Linked DNA regions of Homo sapiens: region 2 is linked to region 1. Evidence: chromatin loops called from intact Hi-C (ENCODE). Cell type or tissue: mammary epithelial cell. All regions are shown on one strand. Each heading gives the region's core, and the rest is flanking DNA. Links, peaks and the distances in the headings are about the cores only. Region 1 has its middle 110 kb from the start of MTPAP. Region 2 has its middle 130 kb from the start of JCAD.

Region 1 (8,439 bases), core at 112-8,111:
TAGACCATGTACTTTATATAGATTATGACCTTTAGCACTTCCCCTGAAATCAGGGAGCAGGGCTAAATATAATTTAATTCTTTATTTATTTACTTATTTATTTTGAGACAGAGTCTCGCTCTGTTACCCAGGCTGGAATGAAATGGCATCATCTTGGCTTACTGCAACCTCCATCTCCCGGGTTCAAGCAATTCTCCTGCCTCAACCTCCTGAGTAACTGGGATTACAGGTGTGAGCCACGGTGCCCAGCCTATAATTTTATTCTTTGGAGGTAAAACTTTCACTTAGTTCAAAATTCAAAATTTACTAAAGGATATACAGTGAAAACACAGCAAAAAGTCTTTCTCTCATCCTGTCTCATGCCACCCAGGTGTTCTTGACACTGGCACCCATTTTTATAAGCTTCTTGTGTATCTTCCTAGACATCTTTCATGCTTCTGCAAAGACACATTTTTCCCCATTGTTTTGTCTCTCTCCTCCATTTGTCATTGTATCATGGTAATTATTCTAGATCAGATATTAAGTGTTTCCTCATCCATTTTTAGAGCTGCAAACATTTCCTTTGAATGGATAAATTATCATTTATTTAACCAGCCTCCTACTGTCAGAAATTTGTTTCTAGTGTTTTTTTTTTTTTTGCAATTGTAAACAATGCTGCAAATAATATATTGCATCATTGTTACTTGTTTTATGTATTAATGTATTATGTATTAATGTATGTGTGGGATAAATTCCTAGAAATAGACTTCCTGGGCCAAAGGGTTTGTGCATTTGTAATTTTGAGAGTACTTCCAATCTGCCTTCTCAGCAATGTGTGAGAGTGCCTATTACTTTATTTTTAATTTTTATTTTATTTTATTATTTTTTTGAGACTGAGTCACTCTGTCACCCAAGCCAGAGTGCAGTGGCAAAATTTTGGCTCACTGCAACCTCCGCCTCCCAGGTTCAAGTGATTCTCCCCGCTCAGCTTCCCAGGTAGCTGGGATTACAGGCGTGCGTCACTACACACTGGCTATTTTTTAAATTATTATTATTTTTAGTAGAGACGGGGTTTCACCATGTTGGCCAGGCTGGTCTCGAACTCCTGACCTCAAGTGTTCCTCCTGCCTCGGCCTCCCAAAATGCTGAGATTGCAGGCATGAGCCACTGTGCCTGGCCGAGGGTGCCTATTACTTTAAACCCTCACCAAGAGAGTAGCATCAATTTTTTTCTAATATAAGTAAAAACTGGTGTCATTGTTTTACTTTGCATTTATTTTCTCATAAGTTAGGTTGAGTATCTTTTAGAGTTTTAGGCTCATTTGAATTTTCTATTCTGTTAACTATAGCTTTTGTAAAACTTTTAATTATCTTTTCTATTGTTTTATGATAATTATTTCTAAATTAGGGAGATTAGTTCCTTGACTACAATGAGCCCCCTCATTTGCCATTTGTCCTTTGACTTTGGTATTGTAGCTTTTGCTATGTAAATATTTTTAATTTTATATGATAAAATATATTAATTTTTTTTTCTTTGCTTAGAGCTAAGAAAGGCTTCCCCATTTCAGGATTATTTTAAAATTATCTCATTTTTTCTTCTAATTCTTTGTGATTTTATTGCTTGCATTTAAGACTTTACAGTATCCAGAATTTGGGCCAGGCACTGGTGGGTCACACCCATAATCCCAGCACTTTGAGAAGCCGAGGCAGGCACATCACTTGAGGCCAGGAGTTCAAGAGCAGCCTGGCCAACATGATGAAAACCTGTCTCTACTAAAAATACAAAAATTAGCTGGGCGTGGTATTGCGCACCTGTAATCCCAGCTACTCAGGAAGCTGAGGCAGGAGAATTACTTGAACCCAGGAGGCGGATGTTGCAGTAAGCCAAGATGGCTTCCAGCCTGGGTGAGAGAGGAAGACTCTGTCTCCAAAACCAAACTAGCAAAAATGTATCTGGAATTTATCCTAGTATAATATATGAATAGTATCTAATTTATTTTTTTCTAGGTGGCTACCCATTTGTCCTACCACCATTTATTAAATAATCCATCTTTTTCTCAGGAATTTAAATCCTACCTTTAATATATAGTAAATGTCAATTTGTATTGGGGTCTGTTTTTTTGTATTGATTTGTCTATTCATGTGCCAATATATCATACTGTTTTAACTTTACAACTTTATGTTTTAATATCTGAAATGGCTTATCACTCTTATTTTCAGAAACTCCCTTGCTTTTTTGTTGTTGTTATTTGTTTTTTGTTGTTGTTGTTTTTTTGAAATGGAGTTTTTGCTCTGTCACCCAGGCTGGAGTGCAGTGGCTCACTGCAACCTTTGCTTTATGGACTCAACCAATTCTCCTGCCTTAGCCTCCTGAGTAGCTGGGACTACAGGTGCACGCCACCATGCCTGGCTAATTTTTAAGTTTTTAGTAGAAACGGAGTTTCACCATGTTGGCCAGGCTGGTTGCTGTCTGTTTAGTTTTTAATATGAACTTTAGAATCTGCCAATTTCCAACAAAACCTGGTTGGTATTTTTATTGGGATTGTATTAAATTAATAGATGAATTTAGAAAGAATTAACATCTACGTGATGTTTTGTCTTCCTGCAAACGTGATGTACCCTCCCATTTGTTTACATTTTTTTGTTTCTCTCAGTAGTGTGTTTAAAGTTTTCTTCATATAAATCATGCCCATTTCCTGTTAGGTTTGTTCTTAGATTGTTTATCTTTTTTTATTGCTACTATAGAGTTTTTTTTTCCATTATGTTTACTCATCTACTTTTTTTTTTTTGGTAAGAAATGGGGGTCTTACTATGTTGCCCAGGCTGAGCTCATCCTCCCACCTGGGCTTCCCAAAATGCTGAGTGACTGTTTTCAGTATTCTTTTTCTTTTTCAGACAGGGTCTTGCTCTGTCACCCAGGCTGGAGTGCAGTGGCGCGGTCTCGGCTCACTGCAACCTCCACCTCCCGGATTCAAGGGATCCTCCTGCCTCAGCCTCCTGAGTAGCTGGGACGACAGGCACCTGCCATCATGTCTGGCTAATTTTTGTATTTTAGTAGAGACGGGGTTTCACCATGTTGGCCAGGCTGGTCTCGAGCTCCTGACCTCAGGTGATCCGCCTACCTTGGCCTCCCAAAGTGCTGAGATTACAGGCATGAGCCACCGTGCCTGGCCCCAGTGTTCTTATTTTTACAGATGAGTAGACTGACACTGAGAGAGGTGACTCACTCAAAATCTCACCAAGAGTTATGGCAGAGATGGAACTTGACCCTAGGTCTTCTGATTATACCCTCTACACCAACTTGGAGATAGAAACCGTCCTCTCTTTAACATACACTTTGGTGACAGATACCTATGATGGCTCTCACATGTTTGTTCCTTCTTAGAGCTTAAAGGAACCTCAAAAATGATCTAGCCCATTCTCGTTTTAGTCATGAGGAGAATGGCGCAGTATTATCAAAGAGCAGACTGAAATTCACAGGTGCAAGGGGGAAAATAGATTTCTATGTGCTCCTGTCATCTTTGACCAATTCCTTTTTCATGAGAGCAGCTTCAAAATGTGAGGGAGGCTTCTCTACATTGGAGCTGGAAATCATAACTTGCAGCCTGGATTTACACTTTAATTGGTAATGCTATTTTATTCATGCTGCTGAATTTTTTCATGAAACTGAAATTACCAGGACGGTTTCTATTTTACATACTTGTTTAAAATACTGCATTTTGCTCTGCTACTATAAAATGCACAACAGAAAGTTGTTGGCTTTTTTCTTCTTTTTTGGTTTCAGCACATTTCATTTTATTTTAAAGTAATTGTAGTTTCTGCTGACTACCATCTTCTATTTTTTCAAGGAACCCAAGAATGGAAAGGTGGCCAGTTATTACTCTCAGGGACCTGCAGAGGGAGCTCAGTGGTTTGTTTGTTTATTTTTTTCTCCAATGCCTGTGGGTCCATTGGTTAATGTGGGAGAGCTTAGAACTATGTCATCATCAGCTTGCTGCTTATCAACTATGTATTTTTGAGGAGTCAAGGTAATTGTTCCTTTCCCTACAGCTTCACTATATAATGGATTACCACTCTGGGACCGGGTTCAGTGCATAGGTAGTTTTAGTCAAATGTACTCTGCAGTGCTTCTGAAAACCTCTGGAAAATCTCCCTTCTAGGGATGGACCACAATACATCTTCTGGCTTGGGTGCTGGGGAAATGTGGTATTAGACCAGGAAGCCCCAGAAACAAAGAAGCTTCCTACTGGGCCTGGGGATGATCATCTTTTCCTTCTTTCTTTCTTTCTTTCGTTCTTTTCCTTCCTTTCTTCCTTTCCTTCCTTCCTTCCTTTCCTTCCTTTCTTTTTCTTCTTTCTTTCTTTCTTTCTTTCTTTCTTTCTTTCTTTCTTTCTTTCTTCCTTTCCTCCTCCTCTTCCTTCTTCTTCTCCCTCTCCTTCTTCCTTCTTTCTTCTTTTCTTTTTTTTTTTTTTTTGAGATGGAGTCTTGCTCTGTCACCCAGGCTGGAGTGCAGTGGCATGATCTTGGCTCACTGCAACCTCTGCCTCCCAGATTCAAGTGATTCTCCTATCTCAGCCTCCCAAGTAGCTGGGACTACAGGTGCCCACCACCACACTGGGTTAATTTCTGTACTTTTAGTAGAGATGAGGTTTCACCATGTTAGACAGGCTGGTCCCGAACTCCTGACCTCAGGCAATCCACCTGCCTTGGCTTCCCAAAGTGCTGGGATTATAGGCGTGAAACACCACGCCCAGTCTTTTTCTTTTTTTAAAAAATAATAAATTAGGCTGAGGGTGATGGCTCACATCTGTAATCTCAGCACTTTGGGAGGCTGAGGTGGGAGGATCACTTGAGCCCAGGAGGCAGAGGTTGCAGTAAGCTGAGATCGTGCCACTGTATTCTACCCTGGGTGACAGAACAAGGCCCTGTCTCGAAAACAAATAAATAATTTCATTTGCATTTCCTTAGACTGATTTTTTTCTTGGTAAAATGTTTTCCCACTGAGTGAGGTCCCCTTAGCATCTCAACAATGAAAAGTAACAGAAGTCGTAACAGATAAAAAGCTAACATCAATTTAAAGAGCAGCATTTTATTTTTTACTGTTTAGAGACGGGGTCTCACTATGTTGCCCAGGCTGAGCTCCAACTTCTGGCCTCAAGCGATCCTCCACACTCAGCCTCCTGAGTTACAGGTGTGAGCCACTGCGCCTGGCCCAAGAGCAGCATTTTAAATCAAGGGGCACTACAATTGCAAAGCGTTCTGATCTGTTGATCTACGTAGTGCTTTTGTAAGAGGTGCTGAGAAGCCAAGGTTCTACAGAAGTGAGGAAGATATTTTTTAAAACAGTGATCTCACTGAAAAAAATCCCCCAGGTTTCCCTCCCAAAAAGCTGAAGGTATTTCCTGAGGGTGAAGTCAAACCTAAAAGGGCTATCATCCTAGTCAGACTGTGGTTCAGACTTAGGCAAAGTGAGATGAAAAATGTTCTTTCAGCAGGAATCATTTTCTGAATCTGTTATGCAGGATGATTTCATTCAAATGGGACTACCAATTTTCCAATTAAAACGTGAGACTAGAAAAGTAATATTGTAGGTGCACATTTCCTATGTGGTACAGACTTTATTTTATTTCGGTAATGGGTACGGATGCGGCACAGCCTTGATTAAACACTGAGGAACTCAATGAAGGATCTAAATTAGTTGCAGTAGAATAATTCCTGGGGCCTTTGTTAGCATGCATGAACTTATTTATGAACCAGGGAAGCCTTATTCTCGGAGGTAGAATTTTTGTAATCTTGCCAGAGGAGGCGTTTATGGTTTATATCTATGTCAAAGGCAACGTTATTGTTGTGATCTTTGTTTAACAACCTCCACCACAACAAAAAGCACCAGAACAGTATGGTGGAAGAGGCTGATTAAATTTTTAAGTTAATGTCCTTGAATTCAAGGTTGCATGACCTAAAAGCATGGCATTTGTCACATGTCTAGGTGCTCAGTAAACATATGTTGAATGAATTAAATGAATTACTTTTGTCTCCCACTATGAACTGTACACCTGGGCCCATTTCCTGAGATGACATAAAGGAAACACCTATGCGTCTCTACAGGTTATTGAGTGTCTTCTTGGGCTGGACTCAGAAAACAAAGGGTAAGCAGCTGACCCAGGGCGGCTCAGATAGCTGCCAAGAGACACAGCTGGAGACGTGGGGCTTGCGGGAAAAAACCTGGCTGGCTTGGGTGCTGGGGAAATGTAGCGTTAGACCAGGAAGCCCCAGAAACAAAGAAGCTTCCTGCCGGGCCAGGGGACGATCATCTTCTTTCTTCTTCTTTTTAAAAAAATAATACATTAATTAGGCCAGATGCGGTGGCTCATGTCTGTAATCCCAGCACTTTGGGAGGCTGAGGTGGGAGGATCGCTTGAGCCCAGGAGTTTGAGACCAGCCTGGGCAACATGGAGAAACCCCATTTCTACTTACTAAAAATACAAAAAATTAGCCAGGCACGGTGGCCTACACCTATAGTCCCAGCTACTCAGGAGGCCAAGGGAAGAGGACCACCTGAGCTACAGAAGTGGAGGCTGCAGTGAGCCATGATTGTGCCACTGCACTCCATCCTGGGTGATGGGAGAGAGACACTGTCTCAAAAATAAATAAATAAATAAAATTAATTAATTAATTCTCCCAGCTTTATTAAGGTATAACTGACAAAAATTGTATATGTTACAGTACATAATATGATGTTTTGAACTACACATACATTGTAAAATGGCTAAATTCAGCTAATGTACATATCCATTCCCTAACATATTTATCATTTTAAAAAATAATTTATTTTTTATTTTTACTTTTGAGGCATGGTCTCCCTCTGTCACTCAGGCTGGAGTGCAGTGGCACGGTCATGGCTCACTGCAGCCTTGACCTTCTGGGCTCAAGTGATCTTCCCACCTCAGCTTCCAGAGCAGCAGGGACCACAGGTATGCACCAGCATGCGAGGCTAATTTTTTTACTTTTTGAAGAGATGGTGTTTCACTATGTTGCCCAGGCTGGTCTTGAACTCCTGGGCTCAAATGATCCTCCCTGCTTGGCCTCCCAAAGTGCTGGGATTATAGGCATGAGCCACCACACATGGCCTTAATAAGGTACTTTTTTTTGTGAGGAGAACATTAAAGATCTACTCTCAGTAATTTTCAAGTATAGGCTACATTAGCTACATTGTTATTAACTGTAGTCTTCATGCTGTACAATAAATCTCCAGAACTCTTTCATTCAGTCTAACTGAAATTTTGTACCCTTTGACTAACCTCTCCCCATTCCCAGCCAAGACCATCTCCTTCCTTCTGACCCTGACTTCCACCCCCACCCACCCCCATCCAGCTACATCGATTTCTTTACTTTTGAAATTGTGTGTTATTTGTTTCAAATCTCAGGAGTAATGTGTGTTCCTTGTGAAAATAAAAACTAAAGCACAAAGGAGAAAGTTACCCATAATCCTGGTACCCAGGGCAGAGATCATGCATATTTTAGTGTATGACGCTTTCGTGCTTGTGCCTAAATATGCCTGTGTATAAATATGACTTTTATACGAGCATACATGTGTGTTTTTACAATATTAGGATGTATGATACGTATTGTTTCACATGGTTAGTGTTATTAAAACACAGTGTTTCTTAGAACATGTGTTTTATGCCTCCATAACCTAACCAATGCATGTGACATGTGGTTCTGGAGACTAACTCCATCAGATCAAATGGTGGCTCTTGGCTCTTCTATTTGATCGTTAGGTGACTTCAGGCAAATTACTAATTTCCGTGTACTTTTAGTTTTCTTTTCTTTCTCTTTTTTAATTTAAAAATGTTAATCCCATTATTTACTTAATGAGTTTCCTTATCTCTAAAATGAGAAAGATAATATCTATCTCACATTGTTGTAATGGAGATTAAAATATGTTAATCGGTAAAGTGTTTAGAACATCGCCTGGCACGTAGTGGACTCTTAATAAATATTATCATTTACCACTAATATTAGTAATATGAGCAATAGCATGAGGAGTAATTTAACAACTCTCTTAATTGTGGGATATTCAGGTCTCAGGTTTCTGATACTATAAATAATTCATTAGAACATCCTTGTAGACAAATTTCTGCACACATATCAGTATTTCCTCCAAGTATAATTGCTGGGAGTGCATATTTAAAAGTTTTGGTCCATTTTGCAAACTGTGCTCTGGAAAATTTGCACCATTTCACTTTACAGTCAACATTGAAAAGATGACAATGTACTTCCTTCAGCACTAAAGATTGTTATTTAAAAATCTGTATGTGAATTCATTTTTTCTTTAATTAGAAGAGAATTATTTTCATATGTTTATAATCAGTTGTATTAAATCTTTTGTGGGTTGCCTCCTTTTCCATGAATTGAATTAAATTGAACACATAAGTTTAATCTATTTATATTTTATATATTG
Region 2 (8,439 bases), core at 130-8,129, 310 kb after region 1:
ATGTTTAAGGTAGGCTAGGCTAAGCTATGATGTTCAGTAGGTTCATTGTATTACATGCATTTTAGACTTCTTATATTTTTCACTTATGATGGATTTATTGGGATGTAACCCTTTCATAAGTTGAGCAACATCTGTATATTACATGTATGTGTGTGTGCATATGCTTATATATGCATACATAAATTTGGTTTGAATTCTGTGAATATATTACCTTCTCAAAACACAAATTAAAACATTTTTTAATTCCCTTTCATTCTTCAGAAAAGTGGTTTAGTTTCTGTGGCTTACAATTAAGAATGTTAACTGATTTGATGGGATAGGCACCTTGCTGAATACTCTGCAAGGAGAGGTGAAAGTATATTTATGATCCCTGCCTTCTGTAGGGAGGTACTTTTCTCATGTTTCTCTGTGTCTTGTCAGAAGAGGCACTATCTTTTCAAGGATGCTTCTATAGCACATAGCCTGGAAGATAGAGATAGTATCTTCCTCCAGAGAAATGGAAATGTTTGTTTTCTATCTGTGATGATTAATATTGAGTGTCAACTCGATTGGATTGAAGGACACAAAGTATTGTTCCTGGGTGTGTCTGTGAGGATGTTGCCAAAGAAGATTAACATTTGAGTCAGTGGACTGGGAGAGGCAGACCCACCCTCAATCTGGGTGGGCACCATTTGATCGGCTGCCAATGTGGCTAGGATAAAAGCAGACAGAAGAACTTGGAAAGACTAGACTGACTGAGTCTTCCGGGCTCCATGTTTCTCCTATGCTGGATGCTTCCTGCCGTCGAACACTGGACTCCAAGTTCTTCAGCTTTTGGACTCTTAGACTTAAGTCAGTGGTTTGCCAGGGGCTCTCGGGCCTTCGGCCATAGACTGAAGGCTGCACTGTTGGCTTCCCTACTTTTGTGGTCTTGGGACTTGGACTGGCTTCCTTGCTCCTCAGATTGCAGACAGCCTATTGTGGAACTTCACTTTGTGATAGTGTGAGTCAATACTCCTTAATAAACTCCCCTTCACAGATACATCTATCCTATTAGTTCTGTCCCTCTAGAGATCCATGACTAATACACTACCCAATGTAATAAAGATTTCTCCCTCCAGGGCCAAGGTCAGGCAGGTTTGCTTGCATCCCATTATAAAAGATTGGCCTTGCCTAAGCACAGGTTCCCTCATCCATGATGCCACCCACTGTATGTGTGCCATCCATCTGGGCATCTCTGTTGTCCCTGTGAGACTTGAGGATCAAGAGAAAACCAAAAAACATGAAGCTCATGCTGCTTTCTGTGCTGTGAGTAGTAAAGTTCTTTGTCTCTGATCCAGGAGTCTTGTGTCTTCTGCCAGCATTTATGAAATTGTGGTGGGCTAGCTAGTTATCTTGTAGGTAAAGTAAAATCTCAGATCCTTCCTACCTCGGAGACTCTCATGGACCTATCATTCTAATGGGGGAAGAAAAAAACATGAAAACAAATAATGTAATTATAAATTGTCAAAGGTGCTGGAAACAATGATTAAATAGTGTGGAACAGGGCAGAGGGTAAAGACAAGATAATGAGGGAAGACCTCTCAGAAGTGGTACCATTTAAACCAAGGAGTAGCACTATTTAAAGTGTCTGAAAGAGGAGTTCAGTTTAACCAGGCACGTGAAGCTTGAAACCCAAAAACTCTGGGCAGAGGGAATAACACACACATCTGAGGCATAGACAAAGAACAGAGAAAGGTCAATGTAGGTCTAGAGGGATGTGAGGCCTGAGATGAGTGAAAGATTCTCCCCACGGCCTGAAAGCTTGAAGGGATGAGGAACTCCTCCCTTCTCAGGCCCAGTGCCAAAGAGCAAGGCTACTTGCACCAGCAGCATGCGCCAGCAAGAGAGCAGAAGCAGGAAGAAAGCCAGCCGGAAGACACCTACCCTGGCCGGAAGACACGTACCCCCGAAGATCGAGAAAGAGGCTGTCCGGGTAGTATGTAGCAGTCACGTCAGACTGAGACACTTCTTGTTTACAGGAGACCATAAAACCCCTGCCCCATCCTCATTTGGTGCTGAGGCCGTTTTAGGCCTCAGCCCGCCTGTACCCAGGCACTCATTAAAACAGCGTGTTGCTCCACAGGGCCTCGTGTTGTCTGTTGGCACGCTCTTGGGCTTGGAACCGATACAAGAACCTTACAATGAGGTGGAAGAGAGAAGCACGGCAGGATTGTGCACAAAGTCTTGTCTGTTGTGGAATGGAGTTTGGACCTTTCCCACCACTTTCAAGGAAGGGAATGAATTGACCTGGTTCACTTCCTAAGAAGGCTACTGTCTGTGTGGTGCTCCTAGAGGCATGGGAGAGGAGTGAAGACAGAGATGACCAAAGAAACACTTGGGGAAAGAATGGAAGCGGCATGTGTTAGCTTGGGAAAGGGAAACATACCAGCATCCGAGATCTGGCCATCAGGGAGAATAACAAACACTGACGGTAAGCCAGAAATACTGCGGGTTTTGGAGATGGATCTAATTCTTCAGAACATCTGTAGATGTTATAAGAATGATATTTCCCTAATGACTTATTTCAGTGATGCCATTATCTGCATTGATTTTCTTTCCCCCATCCCTCTCCCTCTCCCTCTCCCCCTCCCTCCCTGCCTCCCTCCCTTCCTTCCTTCCTTCCTTCCTTCCTTCCTTCCTTCCTTCCTTCCTTCCTTCCTTCCTTCCTTCCTTCCTTCCTTCTTTCTTCTTTTTCAGGGTCTCACTCTGTCATCCAGGATGGCTGAAGTGCAGTGGTGGGATCTTGGCTCACTGCAACCTCAGCTTCCCGGATTCAAACGATTTTCGTGCCTCAGCCTCCTGAGTAACTGGGATTACAGGCATACGCCACCACGCCCAGCTAATTTTTGTAGTTTTAGTAGAGATGGGGTTTTGCCATGTTGGCCAGGCTGGTCTCTAACTCCTGACCTCAAGTGATCTGCCCACCTTGGCTTCCCAAAGTGCTGGGAATACAGGTGCAAGCCACCGTGCCTGGCCATCTGCATTGATTTTCTATTGGCAATGCTTCCAAACACTTTCCCCTGATCATCCCTCTTTTCTATGTCAATTGCTAGTGACCTCTAAAGAAAAACTTTACTAGAGAAGTTGCTATTTAAAATAACTTACACAATGAAGAATTATCTTTATTTTGTTTGTTTTGTAAGTTGCAATAGTAGTGTTTTCAGGGTGAAAGCATGCTCATTAGTTAGGTGAAGACTAGGGGCAATAGTGATACATCCCAAACATGAGTCATGCATGTTGACAGGGCACTCGGCTCCACACGGGCATTCAGGGCAGGGTGGATGGAGGCTCTGCTCTTGCAGCTGCCCCATCTGGAACATGTGGTCTTTTTGGTTTTTAATTGCCTCAGTTAGAAGTGGCACATGTCACTTCCTCTCACCATCCACTAACCAAAATTAGTCCTATGGCCTCAACCTAATGGCAAGAAAGGCCAAGAAACCTAGAAAGTAAGTTCTCACTTATCAGTGGGAGCTAAACACTGGGTATGCATGGACATAAAGATGTCAACAAAAGAAACTGGGGACTATCAGATGGGGAAGACGGGGGAAGAAGGGAAGGAAGTTATGGCATGGAAGTTAGCTCATGTGAAGTGCTAAAGAGGGCAGTAATGCAGTGGAGGGAGACGAGGGTAGAGAAATGGACTTGCGGTTTGAGACAGGTGGCTGGGGAGGCCTTGCTGAGAAGGGGGCATTTCGATATGGCCTGAGGAAATGTGACAAGGCACCTGACAGAGATCTGAGGGAAGAGTTTTCCAGAAAGAGGGGACAGCAAAAGCAAAGGCCCTGAGATGGGTGCTTGCCTCACATTTGGGAACAGTAAGGAGATAGAGGGTCTAGGGCAGAGTGGACAATGGGATAACTGATGATGTTGTGGTCAGAGACACGAGGGGCGCAAGATTTTGCAGGCCATTGTGAGGACTTTGGCACTTAACCTAAGTGATATGGGGAACTCCATTAGAATTTGATCTTTGGGAATTAAAGACGTAGAAACTGGGAGAAAAAAGGATTCAAAAACGTAAGCATCAGTGGCAGCCTAAGGTTCTAGGACAGTTAAGGGAGCATTTGGGACTTTGTTCATAAGACAGTTTTGTGGTATTTCAGCATTTTTCCTTTCAGGAGATCATGCGGTGACCAGAACAATCACTGCATGTCAGTGCTTGCACAAACCAAAACAGCCCCCTGCTGGCTTTCAGCAGTGCGGCAGGCCAGGCATTTTCCTTAGATCCAATTGCAGCCTCGTGGGGTACCTCACTCACAGCAGGGTGGGAGGTAGACGGGTGTATCAGTCAGTGTTCTCCAGAGAAACAGAACTTGACATGGTTTGGGTATCTTTCCCCTCCAAATCTCATGTTGAAACGTGATCCCCGTTGTTGGAAATGGGGCCTCGTAGGAGGTGTTAGGGTCATGGGAGTGGGTCCCTCATAAATGGCTAGACGCCATCTCCATGGTAATGAGTGCATTCTCTCTCCGCCATCTCCATGGTAATGAGTGAGTTCTCTCTCCGTGAGTTCACAGGAGAGCTGTTTGTTTAAAGGAGGCTGGCACCTCCTCCCCTTTCTCTTGCTCCCTCTCTCACTATGTGATATGGTTTGGGTTTGGGTACCCACCCAAATCTCATGTTGAATTGTAATCCCCAGTGTTGTGGGAGGTGCCTGGTGGTAGGTGATTGGATCATGCTGCAGATTTCCCGCTTCCTGTTCTTGTGATAGCGAGTGAGTTCTCCCGAGATCTGATTGTTTAAAAGTGTGTAGCACTTCCCCCTTCACTCTCTTCCTCCTGCTCCTGCCATGTAAGACGTGCCTACTTCCCCTTTGCCTTCCACCATGATTGTAAGTTTCCGGAGGCCTCCCCAGCATCATGCTTCCTGTACATCCTGCACAGCCATGAGAAAATTAAACCTCTTTTCTTTAGAAATGACCCAGTCTCAGACATTTCTTTACAGCACTGTGAGAACGAACTAACACACCATGTCACACACCTGCTCCCCTCTGCCTTCTGCCATGAGTAAGAGCTCCCTGAGGGCTCATCAGAAGCCAAGCTGATGCTGGTGCCAGGCTCATACAGCCTGCAGAACTATGAGCCAAATAAGCCTCTTTATAAACTACCCAGTCTCAGGTATTCTTTTATAACAACACAAAACCAATGAGAGAAATATAGCTCCTTTTCCTGGTCCCCTGCTTGTAGACAGCAGGTCATGGGGTTTCTCAGCCTCTATAATCATGTGAGCCAGTACCTTATAATTAGCTTCTCTCTAAAGATTTGGACTCTGCAGGTTGGGAAGTCCCATGATCTACCTTCTGCAAGCTGGAGACCCAGGAGAGCCAGTGATTTAGTTGGGAGGCCTGAGAGCTACAGAGCCAATGGTGTGACTTCCCCAAGTCTGAAGATGTGAGCACCAGGAGCACCAAAGGCTGGAGAATCCATGTTCCAGCCCAAGCAGCCAGGCAGAGAGCAAATTCACCCTTCCTCCCGCTTTATGCTCCATTCAGACCCTCAGCAGATGGGGTGATGCCCACTCACCCTGGGGAGGGCCATCTGCTTTGTTCAGCTCACCAATCCAAATGCCCTTCTGGAAACACCCACGGAGACACATCTGGGAACAACATTTAACCAGCTACCCATGGCCCAGTCAGGTTAACACACAATGTTAACCATCATAGCAGGGTTCTGTTTCTTTCCATTTTATTTCTTCCCCAAGGGTAGTAACCCTGCAGAGTGAGTCCAGGTGAATGTCTGTGACACCCACTGGGCAGCCTCTCACAGTGCCTCTCACTACCTTCTGCCTCGATTTCCCATGAATGGCCCTGATATCCAGTCACCCCTACTGTACTGAGCAGATGAGGAAAAGCCCAGTGCCTGCCCCTCCTTAAGAGTCTTCCCAGGTAGTGATGGGGGTGCCCACATTGACGTGAGGCTGGTTGGGATATGTTTTCTCCCTCAAATGGGAGAGGTCAAAGGGTTGGAATAGCCTGGCTCTGCTCCTTCTTTTTCTTTACCTCTTTCTTTCTTTCTCTTTCTTTCTTTTCTTTCTTTCTCTTCTTTCTTTCTTTCTCTTTCTTTCTTCTTTTTCGTTTTCTTTTCTTTTCTTTTTTTTTTTTTTTTTAAGAGAGACAGGGTCTCACTCTGTCACCCAGGTTGGAGTGCAGTGGCAGGAGTTCATTGCAGCCTTAAACTCCTAAACTCAAACAATCCTCCTCCTTCAGTCTACTGAGTAGCTGGAACCACAGGCTCGCAGCACCTCACTTATCTAATTTTTTTTTTTTTTTTTTTTTGGTGGAGACAGCCTCTTGCTGTGTTGCCCATGCTGGTCCGGAACTCATGGCCTCAAGCAATCTTGCTGCCTCATCCTCCCTTCAAATTGCTAGGATTACAAGCATGAACCACCATGCCTGGCCTTTGTCCCTTCCTGCCCCTGCTCTGTCGACCTCCAGGAATGTTTCCTTATTGCCCACTCCCCCTTCCTCCCATCCCACTGCCTTTCAAGGATCTAGTGAAGGGTCTAAAGTATTTCTGGGTCCTGCCCAATGCTGGAGTTATTGGACCTCCTATCAGGTGTCTCCCACCACTCATCCATTTGGCCATGTGTAACTATGGGGGCTGTGACCATGATGCTGAGTGGCTCTGTCTTGACTTGCTGTTGCTTACATGTGCATGCACCCACATTTAAGCATTTACAGGTTGTGCTGTGTCCGTGTGTGAGCTCAGGAATACCTGTATACCTATTCAAGAGCATCTTCCAGAGGTGGCTACTTCATGCTCCTGTGTTTTTAACGATGGGATATTGACAACAAGGAACAAGAGATAAAGGCAGAGGTAGAGATGATAAAGACAGAGACAGAGAGAGACAGAGAGGCCTCCCCAGGCCTTCGGCTCTACTAAGACATTCTAACTTTTTGGTACATAGGCTGAAGTCGGGTGGAGTTGGGAAGAAGAAACAAGAAATAGGACAGGGAGAAATGTTGTTCCACTTTGCCATGATCTCACAGGATTTCCAACTTACCTGCTTCCTTTCCCTAATTATCAGGACCCTACAGCATGGCCAGGTTTTCTTTCATGGTCTTCCATTTGCCAAGTGAAAATGTTTTCAGCTGGGAGTCTATGCCACTCCTGCCACAGCTGGAAACCTCCCCAGGCCTTCAGAAAGTATTTATGGTTGAGCGCTGACTTTTCGTATTGTAGATGAAGATGTCAGCATCCCAGGCAGCTGTGCGTTAAGTTGGGACCAGCACAAATAGCTCTTAGCATTGTTCAACGACAGCACAGCCCCATGTGTCTTTTAAAAATAGCAATGCTGTATTTGAACTTTTAAAGAGAAGACATGTTGGGTGTGTGTTGGCCACGCCCTCAGCTATCTTCATTCTAAGGAGATACAAAATTAGAACATTTAGGAAGAGAAAAGGGAAGGAACAATCATTAACACGCTCCCCCACGCCCACACACCCTCTTCACCTCATTTCACAGTGAGGCCCTTCTTGTGCACATCCCTGAGAGACAATACTCAGAAGAACTTGTCCTCTCTAAGCCACCAGGATTAATCCATAGAGGATTTTGTCTGAAAATAAGTGAAGAGACCTAAAACTCAGCCTTATTAGTTGATATCAGTTAAAAAAAGAAAGTCTACTGGGTCAGAGTGAGAAAGAGGAAAACAGTGTGATGATTTTACTAATGTACCAGATATGATTTTCAAAGGAAAAATTTCTCCTATCCAAACTACTTCAATGCCACAAAGCCACCTTCTTGGACGAGAGCAGGAAGAAAGTGTGCTGGTTGCTGGCAGCGGGCATAAGACTCTCCCTAGCACTGTCCCAGCAGGCCCAAGTCCTGCCCATGACAGGGCCTCTGTGTAACTAGCACCTGAGGGTGTGTACTCAAGGTGAAAGCAGACCCCAGGCGTTCTGACCCTTGTGAGTGAATATAGTATTGCTTGGAGGTGGCAGCTGGGATAGTTGGAATTGTTATGAGAAATTCCAAGAGGGCCAGACGCTTCTGTGGGAATGCCTGCAAATTGAGATGTGAAAGAATGTTCCATCTAGGGAAAGAAAAAATGTTTAAAGAACACTGTTACTCCCAACCATCAACTTCAAGTTCCAAATGGGGAGAAATGCTGTATGCCTTGGAAAAATGAAGCTCAACTATAAACACCCTGTCTTCAGGGAGTGGTTGGCACTCACTCCTACAAGGACCCTGAGATTTTTTTTTTCTTTTTCCCCACAATAAGCCTTTTTATAAAATTCTTTTTAAATTTATATATATTTAGGGGTCTGAGGCCATTTTAACACATCAAACTTTAGTCTTCCTGCCACTCTGGGCATCATGACAGCTGCTTTGAGAAACAGGTCTCTCCCAATACTCTCCACTGCTCCAAAAGAAAGTTGCCCTCTGCTATAGATCCTTTGTGCAAACAGACATTTTGCAGGTA

The links. A loop is a pair of places that touch in the nucleus more often than their neighbours do. Peaks named below come from ENCODE experiments on the same cell type or tissue, not always from the same donor. Only the 100,000 strongest peaks of a DNase experiment are listed, where the experiment ranks them.
Region 2: it touches region 1 in a loop (18-fold over the local background); 2 of 110 quality-filtered maps call a loop at or near these places.

The regions. Positions count from the first base shown.
Region 1 is chr10:30,236,753-30,245,191 of GRCh38, reverse strand. No RefSeq gene overlaps it. Among named protein-coding and RNA genes, the nearest start is that of MTPAP, 110 kb to the left of the region's middle. In mammary epithelial cell, for the core only: a CTCF peak has its summit at 3,864 (motif pointing right); a DNase peak (open chromatin) is centred at 3,901.
Region 2 is chr10:29,922,579-29,931,017 of GRCh38, reverse strand. No RefSeq gene overlaps it. Among named protein-coding and RNA genes, the nearest start is that of JCAD, 130 kb to the left of the region's middle. In mammary epithelial cell, for the core only: a CTCF peak has its summit at 4,202 (motif pointing left); a DNase peak (open chromatin) is centred at 4,167.